Linked DNA regions of Homo sapiens: region 1 is linked to region 2. A link is an interaction called in ENCODE POLR2A ChIA-PET data of the cell type or tissue named here. Cell type or tissue: MCF 10A. All regions are shown on one strand. Each heading gives the region's core, and the rest is flanking DNA. Links, peaks and the distances in the headings are about the cores only.

Region 1 (4,397 bases), core at 218-4,217, 85 kb before region 2:
CAGGGCTGTGATCAAATGTGATGGGTAATGCCAAAACAGAAGGTATCGTCATGGCAACAGGAGTATGACTTTCAGGCCATGATACCACTTTGCCGCAAACTTGTGTGTATTGTAGTTGAGTATACTGTAGATTGGATCTGAATACCTTTGCTGGAAAGGATTTGAGGAGGTTCAGCAATTCCTGTGTGGTTCTAGGTGGGTACGTGGATGCCTTCTAAGTGTGGTCTCAGAAATCCAAGGTCAGAGTAAATCTCAAGTCATTGAAGCTCCAGTTTTTGTTAGAGTGGATGTTTGGGCTACATCACTGCCCTGAAATTGCTGTGATTCGACAGGAACTGAGGCAAACCTTCAGCTATAAGATGAAGACCTAATGCATGGTGACTATAGGGAATAATAATGTATATTTGAATTTGCTAAGACAGTAGACCTTATGTGTTCTCACCACACACACACAAATGGTAACTACACTGTAAGGCTCTTTTAGAATTTATCTAGCAAGTTTTCTTGTTTTTACCAGAAAACTCCTCAAAAAAAAGGGAATTGTATGAGGTGATAGATATGTTAAGTAGTTTGTGGCAATCATTTCACAATGTATACATATATAAAACCATCACCTTGTACACTTTAAATATATGTAATTTTTATTTGTCAATCATACTTCAATAAAGTTGGAGGGAAAAAAAAAGAAACTTACAGAGGAATTCCTTTATTCCAAAATTTCCTAGAGTGGGTGGGGCTGATAGTTGTTCCCTACATTCAATATGTGATGGGATTATTTTTTCTTTTTTTACTTTTTCCCCTATTAAAAAGTTGTAGCAGTATTTAAATTTAGAGGCTTATCATATATTAAGAACACGTTCTCAACTGAAATAGTATTAAGAGTAAAAATTCTTGGTGATAACACGCATGTTGCTTTGCTTATTCTTGCAGCGTGACGACAGCATGTACGATCCCTGAATGGGCCCGTGGGCATATTTAGTCATTCATTTTTGATCAGGAGAAAGAAGACAGCCATCATTTGAAAGGTAAGTAAATATTTCTATGCAGCTTTTTATTGTAAAACATTTTCAACCATACTGAAGAGAGTTAAGAGAACGTGCAATGAGTTCCTGCCTATCTACACCTTAGCTTTAACAGTTATTAGCATTTTGCCACATTTTTTGGTGTGTGTATAGGTTTGTACATTTTTTAGCTGAAACATGTAGAAGTTGCAGATATTATGACATTTTTTCCTAAATTCTTGGGATGCAGCTCTTACAAATAAGGATATTCTTCCCTGAAAGACCTTTTAGAACTACGTGGCACAGAACCATTTAATTAAATTTATAGTTTTGTACTGAAGTGTGTAACTGAGTTATGCTCCCTTCACTGTTGATAGAAATAAAGTCAGATTAAAAACATTTTTAGGCCAGGCGTGCTGGCTTACACCTGTAATCCCGGCACTTTGGGAGGCTGAGGGGAATGGATCGCTTGAGCCCAGGATTTCAAAATCAGCCTAGGCAACAAGGTGAGACCCATCTCTAGAAAAAATACAAAAAAAATTAGCTGGGTGTGGTGGTGCACACCTGTGGTCCCAGCTATTCAGCAGGCTGAGGTGGGAGGATCGCTTGAGCCCACAAAGTCGAGGCTGTAGTGAGCCGTGATGGAGCTACTGCACTGCAGCCTGGGTGACAGACAAGACCCTGTCTCAAAAAACAAAACCCAAAACCATTTTTAATAGCAAGACCTTGTCTACAAAAAATTAAAAATTTAGCCAGTCATGGTGGCACATGCCTGTAGTCCTAGCTACTTGGGAGGTTGAGGTGGGAGGATCGCTTGAGCCCAGGAGTTGGAGGGTGTAGTAAGCTATGATTATGCCACTGTACTCCAGGCTGGGCGACAGTGAGTCCCAGTCTATCTCTCTCACACACACGGAGAGAGAGAGAGTGATTTCTTTAATGAACAGATAAGTAATATGAATTTGATATGAGAAAAATCTGAATATAAAGGCATGGAACTTGTACTGTACATATACCCCAAGAGAGAAATTACTGTGCTTTCTTCCTGTAATCTACCCATCCCCGCCATGGCTGATGTTTCATGGTTAGGTCAGTGGATCTGATCACCAGCCTCACCTTCTCCCTGATCAAGATTCACAAATAGACCAGGGCTGGGCCTGGTGGCTCATGCCTGTAATCCCAGCACTTTGGGAGGCCGAGGCAGGTGGATCATTTGAAGTCAGGAGTTTAAGACCTGCCTGGCCAACATAGTGAAACCCTGTCTCTACTAAAAATACAAAAGTTAGCTGAGCGGTAGTGACATGTGCCAGTAATCCCAGCTACTCGGGAGGCTGAGGCAGGAGAATCACTTGAGCCTGGGAGGCAGAGGTTGCGGTGAGCCGAGATCACGCCTCTGCACTCCAGTCTAAGTGACAGAGTGGGACCCTGTCTCAAAAAAAAAAAAAAAAAAAAAAAAAATTAGATCAGTCTCTGTGCTCTGATGTGATCAAAGGTCTTAGCTGATTTTTTAAACCTAAACTTATAGGAGAATGTGGAAAGAATATGACTGGTACTGTGAAGTTGATGTTATATAGGTTAATGTATTAAAATCAGCATTAGAGAGATTAAAAATGATTCCCAGCCTCATAATTTGACTACCTACATTGAAACTTTACTTAAAATCTCAAAGACATGTTCAGCTATGATTACAGTTGTAGATCTTTACACATTATAGCCAATTACACCATCAGTTATCTGTGGTTCTTGCAAGATGGCTGTCGACTGTTCTGCTTTCCAATCTCAGTTACTATTTATTTACGGTATCTTCCTCAAGTCGTCCCTGTGTATCTAAGCATTGTTTTACAGACATTTGTGTCTATAAGGTTGCCTATTTAGAGCATATTTTAAAGAAAGTCTATTTAAGTGAGCCATTTAGGGCAGCAGTGGCTTCTTATACTCTCATTTCTGATTTAGAACAAAAGGTCAGTGATAGCAGTAAAGGTTCTTCAAAAGATACTGGCATTCAGAAGGAGTTGTGTCTGGAATCACGGGTAGCTCAGAATGATTGAGTTTTGCTTTTTTATTCTTTGGCCTCTGTATGGTTATGCTTTGAAAAGATGAGGAGGAGTGAGTGGGACTCCACGTGAGGCAAAGGGGGTTTTGAAGGATGAATGAAGGGAAGACATATGGGGTCCTGTCTAGTCCTAGACCACTGAGATATGGTGATTTTAAAAAACTTTCTACTGAAGTAGAAGATACATATGGAAAATAGACATATTATAAGTGTATAGCTCAATATAACTTCACAGATTGAACACATCCATGTAACCAGCACCCAGATTAAGAAACAGAGCATGACTAACACAATCTCATGCTTCCTTTTAGACACTACAGTTGACTCTTAAATAATTTGGGGATTAGGGGTGCAGTTGAAAATCCAAGTATAATTTTGTCTCCCTGAAAATGTAACTAGTAATAGCCTACTGTTGACTGGAAGCCTTACTGACTTACTACATAACGACACACACACACACACACACACACACACACACACACACACACACACATATATATTTTGAGATGCAGTCTTGCTCTGTTGCCCAGGCTGGAGTGCAGTGGCACGATCTCGGCTCACTGCAACCTCCGCCTTCTGGGTTCAAGCGATTCTTCCTCCCGAGTAGCTGGGATTACAGGTGCGTGCCACCATGCCAGGCTAATTTTTGTATTTTTAGTAGAGACACGGTTTCACCATATTGGCCAGGCTGGTCTCGAACTCCTGACCTCGTGATCCACCCGCCTTGGCCTCCCAAAGTGGTGGAATTATAGGCGTGAGCTGCCACGCCCGGCCAATGACATATATTTTATGCATTCACAGCATACCTCATATTTCCTTAATTTTTTTTTCTGCTATTTGTAGGCTATTTGGTTTATCTGTGAGCTTTTTCAAAGTGTTGCAAATCTCCAAAAAAATTTTCCAATGTGTTTATTGAAAAAAATCTGCCTTTAAGTGGCCCCTTACAGTTCAAACCAGTGTTGTTCAAGGGTCAACTGTACCCTTGCTCCATGGATGACTACTCTCTTGACTTCTAGGAGCATAAATTAGTTCTGCATTTGTCTTTTCTTTGTGTGTGTGTGTAATATATAATGCAGATTGTACTCTTTTGTGTCTGGCTTCTCTCATTCAACAACATATTAGATTCCTGCATATTATTGCATATAGTTTAGTTATTGATTGCTCATTTTCATTTCTTTAGAGCATTCCATTGTGGGAGAATATAACAATTTATTTATTTTACTAGATGTGGGTAATTGTTTGGGTTTACCCATCTGGGGCACCCTCCAGAGGAAATGAGAATTAAACAAGGTTTTCTCCTCATCATGGTTATAGTGGAAATAGTACCAGGTTGTGCTCAGCTTCTG
Region 2 (4,397 bases), core at 242-4,241:
CTTTGAGCAAGAACACGGAAGCATGAGAAGGAAGGCTTAATTCCTTCTCCAATATTTATTGAACTCGGCTATTTTTCAGGCACTAGAGATGCAAAAATGAGTACAATCAATATGGTCTTTGCCTTCATGGAGATTAGTTTATTGAGGCAGAGCAGACATTAAATTACAGAAATAATGATTTAATTATAGTTGTGACTAGTGCTGGGAGAAGTACAGAGTGTAGTAAGTTTAATAAGTGTGTAATGTAGGATCTACATGTAATGGGGAGATCAGAAAATTCACTCTGGGGGAATGACTTCTAGTGAGAAGTCTGAAGGGTAAGAGGAGAGTATTCCAGGACAAGGGAGATGGGGAAGGCAATTCTCCAGGAAGAAGGATGGGAAGATAGAGTAATCAGGAGGGAGAGGAAGGATCACAGCTCAGTTTCAGGCCTGAGCAACTGGGAGAAGGCTGGTGCCATGTCTGCAGGTAGAAAATGTTGGTGGATTGTGGTTTGGGTGGGAGTGGGGTCAGCCGGGCACCCTCCTTTCTCTTTAGAGGATGCTCTCCCCCCGCAGATATGGTGTGCTTTGCTCCCCATTCCTCGGGCCTCTGCTCAGATGGCCCTGTTAGGGAGACTTTCCCTGACCACTTCAGGTACATCACCCCCTCCCATCCCTGCACCCTTGGGCTCAGCAGCACCTTTCACTGCCTGATGAGCTGTTGGCTGCATATGAACTCCTTGAGGGCAGAGGTCTTTGTTTTATTCCCTGCTGTATCTATAGCACCTAGAACAGTGCCTGGCATATTAGAAGCCCTCAATAAGTACTTGTTGAAAGAATCATGAGTTTGCCTTTGGTTATAGTTTTTGTGTCCTTTTCAAACTTGAGTGACTTTTTAAATTAACCTGAGGCTGGAGAGGAGAAGGGTGTAGAAGTACTGTTCACTTGACATATCAGGTCTTTTTTAAGGCAGGAAGAATGGAAAAGATGGATTTTCTTCTTTTAAAAAATTTCAGTGTTAGGCATGATAGAACAGAGCAGCTAGAAAAATGTTTGAATATGACTTTTGTTCGTTATAAATTGGTATAAAAATCTACCCCTCTATCTGGTATTGACTAGATTTTGGGGCTAAATTATAACCTATTGTAATTCCTCTGATTGTTTCTATGGGAGGAGCTGTTGACTTTTTAATTTAATTTTCTAAATTTATTTTTGAGACAGGGTCTCACTCTGTTGCCCAGGGTGGAGTGCAGTGGCACAATCATAGCACACTTCAGCCTCTACCTCCCAGGCTCAAGCCATCCTCCCACCTCACCCTCCCAAGTAGCTGGGACTACAGGCACACACCAACACACCCAGCTAATTTTTGTATTTTTTTCTTTTTATAGAGATGGGGTTTTGCCGTGTTACCTGCACTGGTCTCGAATTCCTGGCCTCCTGCCTTGGCCTCCCAAAGTACTGGGGTTACAGGCGTGAGCTACTGCACTTGGCCAAGCTGTTGACTTTTTTATTGTATCTTTTTACTACTGGGGAGAGGTATGGAGGCTAGGATCAAAACTTCATCAAAAGGGAAATTTGAGAGCAGCAGTCGATAAAAACAATTTGTTAAGAGATATTTTTGGATCTTTGGGTCTCTGTATAGCCAGAAAGGAATAATAACTCAGAAATGTTTTTCTAAACCTTTTTGACTTTTAGAAATAAGTCAACCGCCATTACTTTAAAAAAAAAATGAACAGGATTGATGTTTGTATAGGAGGCTGTGTATATAGTGGTTACAAGTATAGCTGTTAGAGTTAGATCTCTGTTTAAATCCCTGCCTCTCCCTCCCTATTACCCCATCTTCCCATCCTTCTTCCTGGAGAATTGCCTTTTGTCACTTACTACCTGTATGAGCTTGCACAATTACTTAACTTCTTTCTTTAAAATGGATATTATCAAAATTATGTTATTTGGGGGATTAAGATAAAATAAAATTCATTTATTGTTACCATTTATAAGCTAACATAACTGATGACAGTGCTAAATGGGATTTAAAGGTAGGAACTATCTTGAGAAAGCTAAGTGTTACAAAGTATAATTAGTCCAATCCAGTGTTTCCCAAACTTACCTAAGCTTAAGAATTTCCTCAGGGCACTTATTAAAAATATAGATTCTCAGGCACCACCCGGACTTACTGAATCAGCTCTCCAGGGGAGGGGCCTGGGAGCCTAGTGAGGTAGGTAGGGTGATGACACACCCTGCATTTTCTGAGCCTGTCCTGGTTTCAGGTACCCTGCATGATGAATTCCAGATGTCTGTTTATACTTGTCAGACTGTGTCTCAATTTTCAGACAGGAGCTATGGGCACTGTTTATGTAGGCCATCTCATTCAGAATCCTCTCTCATATCGATGCAGGTAGAACATGCTTATAAAACACGAGAGGATGTGTAGCCACAAAGTTGCATAGTGTCAGTCAGCGTAAATCACTCAGCTAGCCTGGCCTTCATTTTTTCTCTGTACAAAACTTCTACGATCTTGATAATCTGCTCTGTTAAGTGCAGACAGTGACGTGGTCAACATATGTTGACAGCCCTCTGTCTTGCCCAGTCTCTCAGGCCCTAGTGATATCAGGCTGTCAGAGTGACAGTGCCTGTGGACTGTGTCTGCACGGGGCAGTGAACCCTAGCCTTTGTCGTCTAAGGCCAAACCCACAGAACTGCTCTTCTCTCCTCCACGAGCTGGGAACTTTCACTCATATCCGTGTGAAGAGACCACCAAACAGGCTGTGTGTGAGCAACAAGGCTGTTTATTTCACCTGGGTGCAGGCGGGCTGAGTCCGAAAAGAGAGTCAGCGAAGGGAGATAGGGGTGGGGCCGTTTTATAAGATGTGGGTAGGTAAAGGAAAATTACAGTCAAAGGGGGTTGTTCTCTGGCAGGCAGGAGTGGGGGTCACAAGGTGCTCAGTAGGGGAGCTTTAGAGCCTGGATGAGCCAGGAGAAGGAATTTCACAAGATAATGTCATCAGTTAAGGCAGGAACCGGCTATCTGGATGTGTACATGCGGGTCACAGGGGATATGATGGCTTAGCTTGGGCTCAGAGGCCTGACAGGAACTAGGGAGCAAGGTCTCACTCCGCTACACTTAGGACAATTAGCGTGTTCCTAATCAGCTCTTCTAGAAAAACAGCATTTTGCTGTTTTCACATAAGCCTGCAAGTTCATTTTCCCTCTCTGGCCCAGGTAGTAAGTAATCATTTCCCCATCAGTGACAAGGGAAGATGAACATCTAAAATTTTACTCCCAGGGCTGAGCTTTCTGTAGACATTACAAATAGAGTTCACATGTCTTTAAGGAATAAAGGATTCTCACATTCAGTTAAGGTGGTTCTTCCCATGCTAGGTAGGGTTGGAGAAAATGATTCTTTGGAGATTTAAGGAATTTTCTCTGGCAGCCATTTTTTGTATCGGTCATGGTTTCATATGATATTTTATTTCACTACATTTTGGGTTGTGCTTAACTGTATCTTTCTTTCTGTTTGCATCATGGGAGAGATTGGATCTGTGCTGAGAATTTTTTTTGGGTGATACGTTCATTTTCTGACCAGTAACAAATCAGTCCACTTTTGGGGACTATTTTTAAAATGGAAAAGTTGATGTACATTTATAAAGTTGCAAATTTTTACTTCCTTTAGAAAAAGGCTGTGAGGTCTTGAGGGCATCCACATAAATACATTTGATGTTAGAGACCTGGGGACTGAAAAGGAAAGTATTTCTTCTTCTTCTTTTTTCCCTAATATTTTCCTGTGACAAAATTTTGTATCTGCACAATTTTAAAGAGTAGAATACTAAAATTTTGGTGAATTTAAGAACAAACTCATTAGGAAAATGTGAAATGTGGGCAGATATTTGCTGCTCTGTGGGTATGCCTAAAAGACTAAACTTTCCAGATAGAGAGAAGGGTAGGGTCAGCATGCTGGTAAGTTTGTTTTCTTCCCTTCCATGGGCAGGTAGAAGGAACTGGGCTCTCAGTGGGATGGCACCTCTCCTCTCCCTTACTTCCCTCGGAAGCTCAGTTAGGGAGGAGCCTGGACCAGTAGTGTTCTTTACTGACTTCTCCTGCTGTGCTGGTTTTTTTTTTTTTTTTTCTTTCCTCATTTGTAAATCATCTTTGTGTGGGGAGAGGCTGGAGGTGGAAATTCAAGAGTCATCTTTTTGCAGGCAGTAGAGATGATTACCTAGGTAAGCAGTTTTGATCAGTTATAGCTACAGATAGCTATCTTGTCAGGTGAGAGGCCTCTGGGGGAGGAGGGACTTTGTGGCAGAACAGCCAGGGGCCTGGGCACTCAGTTCCTGTTGACAGCCAGCAGGCAAGGCCAACCCCACATATTTCTAAATTGCAAACACAGTACATTGTGGAAACATAGTCTCTGTCCACAAG

The links. Peaks named below come from ENCODE experiments on the same cell type or tissue, not always from the same donor. Only the 100,000 strongest peaks of a DNase experiment are listed, where the experiment ranks them.
Region 1: POLR2A ChIA-PET joins it to region 2 with 5 read pairs; 2 of 35 experiments call an interaction of 5 or more read pairs at or near these places.

What each region holds. Positions count from the first base shown.
Region 1 is chr10:50,586,781-50,591,177 of GRCh38, reverse strand. It overlaps SGMS1 (sphingomyelin synthase 1), which reads left to right. Exons shown (of 11, transcript NM_147156.4): 2 at 931-1,025. It also overlaps the pseudogene RNU7-107P. Among named protein-coding and RNA genes, the nearest start is that of SGMS1, 35 kb to the left of the region's middle. In MCF 10A, for the core only: no CTCF peak of the experiment used is centred there; no DNase peak of the experiment used is centred there.
Region 2 is chr10:50,502,014-50,506,410 of GRCh38, reverse strand. The region is part of intron 3 of SGMS1 (sphingomyelin synthase 1); the gene reads left to right. Among named protein-coding and RNA genes, the nearest start is that of SGMS1, 120 kb to the left of the region's middle. In MCF 10A, for the core only: no CTCF peak of the experiment used is centred there; a DNase peak (open chromatin) is centred at 2,200.